Linked DNA regions of Mus musculus: region 2 is linked to region 1. A link is a contact called in ENCODE Hi-C or POLR2A ChIA-PET data. All regions are on one chromosome and are shown on one strand. Each heading gives the region's core, a stretch centred on a gene start or an enhancer-like site at or near the end of the contact. The rest is flanking DNA. Distances are from core to core; before and after follow the strand shown.

Region 1 (7,085 bases), core at 2,309-4,808:
CCCAGATTGGAGTGCCCAAGTGTGTGCTTCACTGGAAGCAAAGAGGTTTCTTGACGCCAGAGACCTTTCAGTGTGGAAATGGGGTAGGTCCCAGACAACTGCGATGCACTGGTTACCATGGAGGGAAGAAACAGCCAAAGAAACGGTCTGCCCAACGTATACGTATATATCCAAGCATGTTTATATCAAACACACCTGGTATATGTGTATCCACTTGTACCACCAACTCCTGTGCACACATGAACATTGCACCACAAGTATATACACATGAAACACACTTGCACACAAGCACATGACCATTGCAAGAAACATTTACAACACACATGTTACACGCATGCAAGCTATAGAACACACATATGCATGCCCCATAGAACATAAAAAATATTGTATCATAACATATACATATAGGCATAGGCACAGTACATGTCACATCATACACACATGTACCATATGTATACACATTATACTCCTGCATGCTAAACATAGTAACATCTACACCTGTGCCCAGTAATCATGCCACAAAATGCACCCAGTTCATACTGTACACACAGCATATCCATGTACTACATAATAAATGCATAATACACGCACATGTGTCTTACACACAGAGCACTTGCAGCACATATGCAGCACATACAATATGTATAACACATATAATATACACAAAGGCCCATAATACATATGAAACACTGTCCCAGCACAATACACATACACACTACATAAAAACAAGACAAACACACAACTTAACACACACACAGTTCCACATAATACATGCCCCAATGCACAATAGATATACTATGTATGTATGTACAGTCTACATCCACAGCTTGAAAACACACACACCATCATATCAATATAGCTCACACCTATGCTTATCATACCACACAACCTGCAGATACCAAACCCTAAACTACTATGCACATGTACTACCCACCACACACCCCATTTAAAGTACATAGCATAATATACACTCAACACACAGTGCACGCACAGGTCATAGGTGCACAAGCACATGTGTGCATGTGTAGGGTGCTTTGGAAACACAGTCACACACACACACACACACACACACACACACACATCCCCAAAGCCAGAGCCAGTGTTTCTTGTTTATGGAATGGAGATGTTCACTCTAGCTCTCAGCCAGTGAGAACACGCACGGAATGAACTGCTAAGCTGTTCCTTCATCCAGCAGCTGTATGGGGTGTGCGGGATGCTGGGTCATGCAGTGTGCAATCGCTCCTGACCTTCTGCAGACTCAACACAGCAGGGGAAGCAGGCACTGCAGAAATGCACACACTCAGAGCCATGTCTGTTCTACAAGGTGTTGTGAGTTCAAAGACAGCCCGAAACCAGAGCAGGGCAGGAGTGTCCTGGGAAGAACTTTTATAGCCAAAGTGTGAAGTTAGCATAGCAGAACTGGGACTCAGGGCAGGTGAGTATTGCAGGACACACAACCTAAACTGGCTCGTGCTCCCAGTGATCTGCACACCTGTGCACGTGAGTGGCTCAGCGACCAGGCTGAGAGGGGTTAGGGGTCCAAAGAGTCCCGGCCCTGCTCCTAGTTATCCCACACATGTCATTTTGCTTCCAGGGATAGATGATGTTTGCTTTCCAGAAAGCTCAATGGGCTGTGGAAAGAGCCATGGCTTCTAGGGCAGGGCCCAAGGCCACTCTAGCTACCCAGCCACATTGCTTCTGGATGTGAGCAGGCAATCTCTTGTCTGTCTCTGTGGCTATTCATGGTGGGAAGGGACCGGGGACTAGAGAGTGAGCTACTGTCTCCCTGGGCACAAATCTGCATGTCACATACATCTAGAAGCTTGAATCCTGGGGTGGGGCGCCCTGCAGGCTGAGTTGTAGGCAGTGCAACACACGAACTCTCAGGCATTGGAACTGTTCCTTTCTTGTAGGGACCAAGGAGAGGAGCAGAAAGTGACGCTACAGGCTCCCCTGGCACTTAAATGCCACAATTCAAATTTCTCCTTTGACACTTACTAGCTGCAGTGAGCAAGCTGCAGGGCCTCTCTGTGCCTTACTTTCAACTGTACAAACCAGGCGTGAGGCTAACATTCGTACAGTGCAAGTGGACTTTTCTAGGGCCTTATGGGTCTCACAGGGAAAGCTCTTAGATTAAAACCAGGCACAGGGCAAGAAGTACGTAGACATTTCTTGCAATTCTTGCATCTGCTTCTTTGACCCCAGATAAAGGTAAACACTAATAGTAACCCAACGTGAAGACTGCCCTGGAGTCAGCATGAGAGAGAGATGGAAGGTTCCTCGAAGCTTCTGCTCCCATCTCACTGTGTGACCTAGGGGGACTAAAGGCAGGCCTGGGAAGAGAATGAACGAATGAGATCGTCCCTCCCTCGGGACTTGTTAGTAGCTCATCAGTGACTCTGGGGCTTCTGACTGAGCAGGTCTGAGACAGGATTTGAGGATCTCCAATTCAGGCACTTCATCAGCCAGGCTGATATCTGGCCCCAGGGCCCACATCTTAAGGAGCACTGTCCTAAGGGAGCACTGTCCTAAGGATGGGAGAGGCAGACTGCAGAGTTGGCACCTGGGACTTTACTACCACTGAGTCACACGCTTAGACTGGAGAAGAGATGGCAGGGCCCTTACTTACAGTGGGTGTCGCACCTCGGGCAGGACTCTCCTCAGGGGCAGGCGGGCACTGAGTGGCTTGTTGAGGCCATCTGAGTCCGGGCCAAGTGGGGTCAGCACCTCTTCTGATTCCTCCCCATCCTCTTCGGTCCTCCAGTCCTTTTCCAGGGCTTCCTCATCCCATCTCCTGCTCCTGTGTTTGATGAACTGGTAGCTGCCCTGTCTCCTGCCCTGGCTCTGACTCCTCCTAGCTCTGGGTGAGGCCACGGCCACCAGCAGTTGATCCTCCTGCAGGGAGATGAAGGATGGCAGGCCATCCAAGAGACTGTACTCATCACCTTCAGTCTCAGCCTCCAGGACCCACTCCTGAGAGTCTCCAAAGTCCAGGCGGTACCCCGTGTCAGGGCTGTGTTTGCTGGCCTGAGCTGTGACAGCCTGGTGCAGGGTGGGCGGGGGAGGATGCAGCAGGATCACCATCATCAGGACACATCCCAGAGTCAGGAAGAGTAGGAGGAACTGAAGCCTGGAACGTCCACTCCTGGGTCGCTTCCTCGGGAGCATGTCGCAGCCACTCGCCACGAAGCAACAGGTCCTGATCAAGTTTGCTTCCTCCTTGCTATCCAGGTACCTTCAAGCTCGAAACTGAACCTGGGCTGTTCATTCCAGCTAAAAGGCTTTTTGCCATCCACCTGCACCTCTTATCCCACCAGACGTTTGCTAACGTCTATATGCTAACGTAGCATTTATAAGACCCACTGCCCTCTAGAATCAGAAAGCCACCAGAGCCTGGGCTCCTGGGTCCTCTCTGAGTGTTAGCTGTCTTCTGAGAAGGGTCTCCGGTTGTTGGCTCCTCTCTCACCCTGCTCTTGTCCATCCTGCTCTGGTGATTAGCCCATGTTCTTTCCCCCTCTGCATGAGTGGTCAGGTTCTACAAGCTGTCTGGGGCGAGTTGCTGGGGGATTCAGTCAAGCCAAGATGACAGACATCCTCCTTGGGATGCCTTGAGTCAGGTCAGAGCAACAGATGTAAAGCCGGCAGGCACGGTCGGGGTTTCCTTTCACACATACCTCCAGCTCTGCAGGAACCCTCTGCCAGATAGGACAGGGAGCCAAGTGTGCGTCTCGCTCCTGGTCCTAATGCCCCCGTGTTCCCAGGCTTTGCACAGCCACACAGCGTCACCCCAAGAGCCGATCCAAAACAGCAACCTCCCAGGAGTTCAGACTTGAGCACCATTCATAGGGAGGCATCCTCTCCCCACCCAGAAGAGCAGGAAGGAGAATTCCCTTCTGGTTTGGACAGGCTGCCAAGGTGACGCAGATGCCAGGAGCCAGCTGCCTGTCAGCACCTTCAATCTCCCAAGGCAATCTGCCTGGCTCCTTCCTGGGGCCCCACTAGCCTTTCCTTTCTAAAAGTGAGGAGCAGAGGGAGCCCTTGTAAGTCTGGCTACCTGGCTTCCTCAGAAGCACCTGGAGGCTGATGGAGGACAGGCATACTTCAAGCTCTTTCAGTCTTCAAACTCCATTTAGCTTGTACACACATAATGAGCAGCTGCCGGCCATATGCCCCCAACTGTTCCCTGGGCCAGGAGTATAACAGAGAATGAAGTCAAACTGGGACCTCCGGGTGCTTACATGACAGTGAGGGAGATGGAGAGATGGTCTGTTAGTGTCTGGAGGTCAGACTATGTCAAGGGCCAAGGGGGAGGGGCAGGGGGCGGGGGGCGGGGACGAGGCAGAGATGGGAGCTGGGGAATATGGGCTGGAGGTTAAAAATCAATCTGAAGTGGCACTGTGTGTTTCCTAGAAGAACCAGCATCTGTGTAATGGGGAGAGTCACAGAAGGAGTAACAAAGGCGAGGCTCTGAAAGGAGTGGGTCTGGTATAGGGAACAGCGGGCCAGAGCATAGCAGGCCAATCGCACTGTGATGGAGCCACTATAGGTGAGGAAGCACAAAGGAAGGGAGATAAGGAGGGCATGGTTGGAGCAGAGGCAAAAGGAGACATGACAGGAGGCAGAGCATGGTGGGCGGTGGATTACTGAGAAGTAAGGCATGCTGGGAGATGGAGCATAATGGGAAATGGGGCACAATGAGAGATGGCACAGGGCAGCGGGCATGACGGGAGGTGAAGAGCAGTCAGAGGCAGCGCAATGGGAGGGAGCATGGAGCAATGGGAGTGAAGGAAAACGGAGATGGAACATGGTTGTGTGACGGACACACGTCCCCAGAAAAGAATCCCACAGCAGACCAAAGTAATGACTGCACCAAAGTCGTTTGGTGGGTCATGAGTTTTAATTGGGGTTACTAACAGGAGTATGGGTCAGGGGTTACAGGAAGAGGGGTGGTGCAGAAAAGCAGCTGCATCATTGCAAAGCGGCCCACCATGGGTGATAGCTCATGAAAGCTGTGACCCCGAGCTCTGCACAACCTGCAGGCAGCCGAAGGGTCCAATGAATCTCTGCAGCTCCGCTGCTCAGTCTCCTTCTCAGAGGAGACCTCTATAAAGCAGGGGAGAGGTCTCTGAGAATCTTCCGGTTTCCACTTCCCAGACATGTAATCCTCTGCTCACCTCCGGAGCCTTTCCCTCCCTCCCTGGGGAGTGTTTCAGTTTGTAATGAGGCGTGGAGGGAGCACTATAGGAGGTAGAGCATCATGGGAGTTGAAGCGCTGTGGAGCTAAAGCAGAGTAGAGAGTAGAGTGAAGGAGGCAGATCTATCAGCAATGACAGAGCAGGGATGGAGGACAGCTCTGTAGGGCATGCAAAGGACCTTGGCTTCCCCTCTGAGTGGCACGAGAGCCTTTGGAGACCTGTGGGCAGAAGAGAGACCTCTGACTTGGGTCTTAACTGAATCCCTCCACCTGTTGGGTCGAGATTACAAAGGGCAGAAGCCAAGAGTGGATTATTGTTGAAGCTCAGAATGACTTCAGACAGACTTTAGAAAGAACTTACAGTGTGCACTGATAAAGCTGGCATGTCGGGGAGAGGAAGGTCATGGAAGGGTTCCCTGAGAAATTGTAAGACTAAGGTCGCTACCACCTGAGTGAGGAAGGCAGGCAGCAGGCAGAAGGAGGCCAATAACAATGGATTATCTGAGGACATGTGACATTGGCAAGGTCAGGTAATGGCCAAGGAAAGATAAAGTTGGCTGGGTCCACTCTGTTTCCTGGATGGGAGCAGCAGGCCTGGCTTGAAGCTCTGATGCTGCATAACCACCCACATGTAGATGGTGACTGAGGCTGCGATCTGAGGTCAGTAAGAGCAGGTGCAGACAACAGAGGGAAGGGGTTCTAGTTTCATATCTGTTTCTGCAGTAAAATAGCTTATTAGAAAGCAGCTTAGGGGAGAAAGGAGTTTATTTAAATTTACAGTTCCAGGTTATAGTCCACCATGGTACAGAAGTCAAGGAGAGATCTCCAAATAGTCATATCACATTCAGTCAAGAAGAAATAAATAAATATACACATGCTGGCTTGCCTGTGCTAAGTTAGATTTACTTACAAAGCTTAGTACCCCCTGAATAGAGAATAGTGCTATCCGCTGTGAACTAGGTCTTCTGACATCAATTAAGACAATCTCCCACAGACATTCCCCAGGCCAACTCAACATAGACAGTCCTTCACTGAGATTCTCTCTTCAGATGATCCCAGGTAAAGTCAAGTTGACAATTAAGATTAGCCATCACAGGGATGGAGAACACGGGCCATCTTGGTGAAGGGTAGTTGACCACTCCTGTGGGCTGCATTTCTTTTGATGGATGTGGGTGACATTGCCACTGGTGAATTCTTGAAGTGAGTTTGATCATTATTTTCTGTTTTGATTTTGATCTTAGAATGTGAGCTTTAAAATTTTTCAGGTAGAAATGTTTCTACAGGGATCCATCCCATAATCAGCCACCAAACACAGACACTATTGCACATGCCAGCAAGATTTTGCTGAAAGGATCCTGATATAGCTGTCTCGTGTGAGGCTATGCCAGTGCCTGGCAAATACAGAAGTGAATGCTCACAGTCATCTATAGGATGGAACACAGAGCCCCCAATAGAGGAGGCCAGAGAAAAGTACCCAAGGAGCTGAAGGGGTCTGCAACCCTATAGGTGGAACAACAATATGAACTAACCAGTACCCCCAGAGCTTGTGTCTCTAGTTGCATATGTAGCAGAAGATGGCCTAGTCGGCCATCATTGGGAAGAGAGGCCCCTTGGTCTTGCAAACTCTATATGCCCCAGTACAAAATTTGGTCTCCAAGTCTCCAATCTTTGGTTGTCTTATAGCCAGAGTCTTCCTTTTAGTGGTCCCCTGGAGGTAGAAAAGATCTCTCTTTCCCTGTCTGCCATAATTAAAAGCATATGCCCCAGTACAAGGGAACACCAGGGCCAAGAAGTGGGAATGGGTGGGTAGAGGAGCAGGGCAGGGGGAGGGTATAGGGGACTTTCGGGATAGCATTTGAAAAATAAATGAAGAAAATATCTAATAAAAATT
Region 2 (7,085 bases), core at 2,290-4,789, 45 kb before region 1:
TATCAATGGCTGCCCCATTCTCTGTGGATGCTATCAATGGCTGTCCCCTATCAATGGCTGTCCCGTTCTCTGTGGATGTTAGTGGATGGCTGTCCCGTCCTCTCGCCAACTCTCTCACCTTACTCATCAGCATTTTAAAGGAATTACCATGTGGTCATAAGGAGGCAGAAGGAAGGCCTGACCTTGACCAGATGGTTCCTGTTTTTCTTGTTGCCCACGTGCTCTTAGCCCATCTGTGTGCTCAGCAGGTCAGTGCCAGGGGCAGAGAGGCCAAAGAGATAGCGGTCACCTCAATTAGCCTTGGTTTCTCTACTGTGAAACAGTAATAAGGGAGTTGAAGAAATGATTGTTTAAATCTTTCTCTGCTCTGTTCTGATGTGACTTTGAGTAGGCTATTTCCAACGGATTTCCATTCTTGGGCCATGTTCTGAGGTAGGGGAGAGAAAATGAAGTGTATGCAATCTCACTGCGGCCTGTAGGTGGAGCCAGAGCTCCACTGGACTCCTGTGTGATCTGCTCAAGGCCAGGTCAGCTTCAGCAAGACCTGCACACCCAAAAAATATCTTTGGGCCCATGTGTTCTTATTCCCAAGAGGCAGTTTACTTAATGCGAATCTCTGGTCAACTGACATTCTCTGGACCTTCATCCTGAGGCCTGGAGCAAACAGCCCTGTAGTTACTACTGGCTTCAGTGATATCTCCCAATGTTTATGTCTCAATGTCCCAAAGGCTATCAGGGCTACTCTGTTATAAACTGGCACTGCCCAACATGGCGACCCTAAGAACCATGTGGCTTTTACCACTCAAATGATGTTAAGAAGTCAGTTCCTCCATAGTCAAGTAGACATTCACACAGACTGTGACTTGTGGCAGCTGCTGTGGCTGCAGGGGCCTTTCTCTCCCTGGGAGGCTGTGGAAACCTTGGGAGGTGGAGTGTGGTTAGAGGAAGAACACTAGAGCGTGGCCTTAAAGAGGACCTGGTTCTTCCCCTCCCAGTTTCCTGGCTGCCACAAGCAGATCAGCTCGGCTCCTGCCGTGATTCTCTGCCTTAACCACAGGCCCAGAAACAAGAGTCAGACGAGCACAGACCAAACCCTGGGAACCCATGAGCCAAAGGAGATCTCCCCTTCTTCTCAATTGTTTCAGGTGTTCACCACAGAGAGGAGGCTGCCAATACAAGCTCTACTATGTGGAACACAGTAATAGGCACTAGGAGAAACTGTGTTATTAATGCTGACACCCCTACACTCAAGGGGTTCAGGGAGTTCTGTCCTGCCCTGCCACTGCACACACACACACACACATTCACACACAGATGCACACTCAGACATAAACACATACAAGCACACAAACTCACACATACATATGCATACTCACACAAAATGCACATACATACACAGAGATTCACACACACACACAGAGTCACACATAAAGACTCACACAAATTCACACACATTCTCACACACAAATACATATATCCACACAAATTCACACACATACACAGATTCACACACATGCACACTCACACATAAAGGCACATACACACAAATTCACATATTTGCACACATACACACTCACACATAAAGGCACATACACACAAATTCACACATTTGCATCCTCACACACTCACACACACGCAAATACACACACATACATGCACACACAGAGGGGAGCCTCTGTGTGTTGTTTTGGAATCCAGTAATTTGCCATTCATCATCTCATTGCAAAGTAGGAGACCTGATTACAAGGTAGGTGCCTGATGGGCACCGGAGAAGCTATGCTGCAGTCACGGCCTCGCAGAAGAGATGATGCCAGCTGTCAGCACCCAAGGATACCTCCTATGTGCAGAGGTGACTGGCCACAAATGCCTTAGGATGAATTCTAGCCTGGTGGAGGGAAGCACTTAAAAACATGCCCTTGCTGCAAGTGCAGACAGCCCCCATTTCCATCTGTTGTGCTCACTGGGGTCTGTGTGTCCTTTTACTCAAGGGGATGAAGGCTCCACTGACCTGGGGTGGTCGGTGCTCTCACTGTCACACATCTTGGTGTGCTTTAGAGAAGAGATCTGTTATGATTTGAGTATGAAATGCTCCCCAAGTGTCAGGTTCAGAGGGGTTAGTGATCAGACAATAAATTCTGAGAGCTCGACCTGATTAACGGAGTTGTCCCTTGATGCGCGATGGGAAAGTCGTGAAGAGCAGGTACAGCAGAAGTGGGGATAGTGGAAGCTACACCCTGCCCTGGCCCTTTGCTAGAACCCTCTTTCTCTGTTTCCTGCCTGCAATGAGGTGAACAAGCTTCTCCATCACACACGGTGTCGGGTGTGTGCTCTACTCAAACACACAGGGCAAAACTCTCTAAGACCACGAGCCAAAACAAACTGCCCTTCCCTAACTTGTTCTTGCCAGGGCGGGGGCGGAGGCGGGGGCGGGGGCGGGGGCGACCACAGCATTAAAAGCGGTACTGCAGACAGGCCCTCATTCTCAGCAGGATGTCCTATCCCAGTAGCTCCTGCTTCTCTTCCTAGATCTACAAACAGTGGAAAGACTTCACTGGTGATGTTAGGGTGGGACCAGCCCTATGGTGGACTGCGTGCCCTGCAGTAGGATTTCAGAGGCAATTGGACAGCTGTGCCCTGTGGCCTTGAGTAGGAGAATAGATGCTCAGGGCATCAACTTGTGAAGCTGGGGAAGAGACACAACCGAGGAGGGCTGTACTATGATGTTCACGTTGGGTTTGCCTGGCAGCAGCCTCGGGTGAGGTCTTGGAAGCAGGTAGTTTGAGAGCAAGAGATGAGTTTGAAAAGCAGGAGTGTGGGGGTGGGGATCACAGGGCCAGAGGAAAAGCTAGATTATTAAGGTCACCACCCAGCTCTGCTGCGCCATCCTGAAAAGTACACAGAATGCACCCAGAATTACCTGAAAGAAAGAGACTGGGTGTCTGCTGAAAACCTGTGTGTTGAAGGTTTGCTCCCCAAGGTAGCAGGAGCCAGAGGTGGGACTTTTAGGAAGGGATTGGATCATGGCGGTTCTGGCTTCATCAACAGATTAATCCATCCATGGCTTCACAATGTCAGGACCTGCTGGGAGGTGCTGGGAACTCAGGAGGCAGGAGGCAGTTGAAGGGGATTGGTCTTGGAGTTACGGCCTTGGAATGGTTTCTTGTCCTGGCCCCCTCCCCTCTGCTTCCTGGCCAGCATATGGTGAACAGCCTTGTTCCACCATGTTCTTCTACCATGCTGTTCTGCCTTACCACAGGCCTGATACAACAGAGCCAGCCACCCATGGGCTGAGGTCTCTGAAACCAAGTAAGTCCTTCTTTCTTTCAGGTGGCTTTCTCAAGTACTCTGCTAAAGCAATAAAAGGCTGACAAACACAGTTGCTGCATGAACTGTTCCGCCTTCAGAGAACACCCAGGGCAGAGTGCAGGTGACCCTGGGCTCTGACCTAGAGGAAATCTGAGCCAGCACAGAACTCGGTGGCCCTGCTGCTGGCAAAGGATGTGCAGGGAGTGTGCTGCCATCTGTGTCTGCCGTGCTTACTAAACCGTACAGTCAGACTATAAATGGCGTGGTCCCAGGGTGGCCAGTGTGCCCCGGACCCAGGGGAGATATGCGTCTCCTGTGCAGCCTCTGGAAGAATCCATTTTGCAGTGAGAGTGAAAGCTGAGCTCCCACAGAGGAGTTGGGATCCTCACTAAAGTTTATGTGGTCTGTGTGCTGGTGGTGAAGCTGATGTGAGTCCCAGGGGTCAGCTGGAGGTATGGCAGAGTTGGAGGAAGCCACAGGCCTCTCCTGAAGCACTTCCTCAGCTCCCTGTCTGTAGAGAGGTAGACATGCTCCTCTGCCTCTATTCCTACACTTCGATGGTCTACTCAAGGGCACAGGGCATCGGAGCCAACCTCTGCCGTGTACTGTGCTGACTTCCTTTAGCCTCTCGTTTCCTGATGGCATTAGGATGCCTGTCCTGTGCCCTAACTTGGCCTTTGAATGACATTAGTCATTGTGTTGGCTGGATATCAGTGCTGTCCCAGAAACTACTCTGCAGATTCTGAATATGTAATGTTGCCCTGGGTAAGGTGACAGCCAGCAGATTTTGTAACAGTCAAGAGTATCTGTCATTCTCCTCCCCAGCAACCAGGCTCCATTAGCTTGAGCAGGGTTCTTGTGGCCAGGCACGTTATCTGAGCTGTCACCATCCAGCTCTGCCGCCTTCGCCTTCGCCTGAATGGCAGGAAACGCATGGGTGGGCCTTGTCAGTTCCCTTGTTACTGGCATCACTCTGATGTTCAGCCATGAGCCCTGTGGCTATGAGTCACCGAAGGAGAGAGGCTGCCTGAACATCTCTGCCAGATTTTGGAAGAGCTTTGCTAGAGACAGAAGAGTCTTTGGATCTGCCCCTACTCCTGTCCCCTGTGCTCCTTGAGTGGACTGCAACTTAGAGCCACCTGGCAGGGCTAATGTGCATGCCTGCCACTTTAGCTGGGGTGCAGAGCCTGTGTCAGATAAATCCAGGGAAAGAAAAAGACATCAGCCACTGGGCCTGGCTTTGAAATCCTGTCCCTACTTAACACAATGGAACTGACATCAGTCAAAGCTGTGCTGTAACTGACAGCAAGATGAGGCCACAGTGTCTAGTTTGCTTCCTGTTGCTTGGTCCCCAGGGCAGTAATATTCAGAGGGGTTCTGGCTTCATTAACAGATTAATCCATCCATGGCTTCACAATGTCAGGACCTGCTGGGAGGTGCTGGGAACTCAGGAGGCAGGAGGCAGTTGAAGGGGATTGGTCCTGGAGTTACGGCCTTGGAATGGTTTCTTGTCCTGGCCCCCTCCCCTCTGCTTCCTGGCCAGCATATGGTGAACAGCCTTGTTCCACCATGTTCTTCTACCATGCTGTTCTGCCTTACCACAGGCCTGAAACAACGGAGCCAGGCAGCCAGCCATGGACAGAAATAAACTTTCCTTCCTTTCAGTTGACTCTCTCAAGTACTGTGTTGCAGCAGTGAAAAGCTCGCAAACATGGAGAACCACCCTGTTTTAAACGTTTATTTGCCTTATACTTCCAGGTCGGTCCATCGAGAAGAGAAGTCAAGGCCGAAACTCAAGGCAGACAAGGAGGTGGAAGCAGAAACTATGGAGAAACATTGCTTGCCAGTTTGCTCGCTGGCTCATGCTCAACCAGCTTCCACCTGCCTAGGCACAGTGCCACCCACAGTGGGCTGGGCCCTCCTACATCAATCAAGATAATCTCTTAAAGACATGGCCACAGGCCATTTTGATCTCTGCAGTCTCACAGTTGGGACTCTCTTTTTCCAGGTGACTTTAAATTGTGTCAAGTTGACAATAAAAACTAACCAGTACAACATTTAAGCAAAGACAAAAGCAAGACCACAGGCCACCTGTAAGTAGTCTAGTCTGTGGGCAAACAAAAGTGGTGTTTCCCAATTAATTATGGGTCTAGCCCTACTCTACTCCCCCACAGCCTCCCAGACTAAGATAATTAAGATGCTCTGTCACAAAATTGTTCTGTTGCACAGCATGGAACTCAGAGTAAGACGGTTTGTCCTTATCCTTGTAATGATGTGAAGTCATGGAACACAAATGGTCACCTGAGAAGCCTCCCTTGATACCTTCCTATGAGACACTCACAGCACCCCATGGTGTGTGGTCTTCCTCATTTTAGCAAGCACCAACAAACCCGACTTGGATGGATCATTGACTGTGTTCCTGGTGGTACTGGCTGGTGGATGTGCATCCCGGGGAAGGTGGCCAGGTACTGATTAACTCCACACAAGGAGGTTGAAAGCATTCCCTGGGTGCCTCCGTTGGTTGGTTCCTAACTGCAGGTGATACTTCTGTCTTCCTCCTCCTCATTTCAGCCTCTGTTCTGAAGGACACTTCCCTGGGGGCTTAGACTCAACTGACTTGAGGATCAGGTAAAAATGGAGCCTCGCCTCTTCTCTACAATGATTTCTTCACAGATGGTTCTGCGGCCTGTCTTTCCTTGTAAGTGCTGACTATAAGGCATAATAGCCTTCAGCCAATCAGAGATAAGAGGTGGGTGGGCAGTGTTCTAACCTGCTTCTCATTGGTTGGTTAGTTCTGGCACATGTTCTGTGAAACCTTAAGAGTATGGAGACACAAATCACAGTGTTCACAACGCCCTTGCATTGGCCTTTCTTCCCTGCCTGTTCCATTCCCCATATTCTCTCACTCTTGCTTCCTGGGATTACCTTCCAAATAAACCATCTGCCCCAACCCCTGTTCAGACTCTGTTATAGTTTGAGTGAAACATTTCTATGAGGCTTATGTTTTTAATGTGCATTCCTTAACTGTTGGTGCTGGGGGTGGGGTGGGCTTGTAGCACCTTTAAGAGGGGAGGTCTAGCTGCTGTAAGTGGATCATGAGGAGTGGGCCTTTGAAGGTCAACTCACTTGCTCTCTGTTTCCTGGTTTGCTATGATGTGAACAGCCTCTGCCATGCACTCCAACTGCTGGCACTGGTTGCGTATGCCTTTAATCCCAGCACTTGGGAGGCAGAGACAGGTGGATTTCTGAGTTTGAGGCCAGCCTGGTCTACAGAGTGAGATCCAGGACAGTCAGAGCTACACAGAGAAACCCTGTTTCGAAAAAACAGAAAACAAAACAAAAAACCCCAAACAAACAAACAAAAAAAAGACACCCCGACAATGTCATCTCTTTTAAAGGAAAACATTTAATTTGGGGATTGTAATGTAATGAACAAGATGTAAGGAAACAATACCATGGATGAATGTAATCATGGAAACCAAGCCTAGAGTGTGTGCATGATAACGTTGAAGTAAGGTAAATGCCTGATGAAGTAATGTGTGAAGGCCTTAATTAAGTGTAGCTTAAATACCCTGGTCTGGCCATCGCAACTCAGTCGCTCCTAGAGTCCCACAGAGATGCCGTTGTGCTGAGAGATCGAGTCCACCAACTTGGATGCCCACTACCGAACGAGACAAGCCTGCACACGTTGAGAACCTTGCCCGACATGCAGCCATCAAACCAGGCTACGACATTGGCCCAGACAGGAGGTCAGTGAAGTATGTGTGTGAAAGAATGTG

What was found. Hi-C counts contacts between places; a loop is a spot of excess contacts on that map. ChIA-PET counts read pairs that join two places held with the same protein, here RNA polymerase II (POLR2A).
Region 2: a loop to region 1 is called in a map of adrenal gland, with 3 times the contacts of the local background. The contact joins the enhancer-like site here to the promoter of Galnt15 in region 1. A Hi-C loop is called at or near these places in 10 of 37 maps with a recorded cell type or tissue (adrenal gland, gastrocnemius, heart and 1 more). POLR2A ChIA-PET finds 5 or more read pairs at or near these places in 1 of 5 experiments (Patski).

Annotation. Positions count from the first base shown.
Region 1 is chr14:32,025,576-32,032,660 of GRCm38, reverse strand. Galnt15 (polypeptide N-acetylgalactosaminyltransferase 15) reads right to left here and starts at 3,558. Exons shown (of 10, transcript NM_030166.3): 1 at 2,630-3,558. The coding sequence starts at 3,168.
Region 2 is chr14:32,070,502-32,077,586 of GRCm38, reverse strand. No RefSeq gene overlaps it. Among named protein-coding and RNA genes, the nearest start is that of Dph3, 12 kb to the left of the region's middle. Within about 2 kb of position 3,539, at least 2 of the 3 ENCODE cell types and tissues checked have a DNase peak (open chromatin) inside an H3K27ac peak, as active enhancers do; they include gastrocnemius and heart, where a contact is called at or near this core.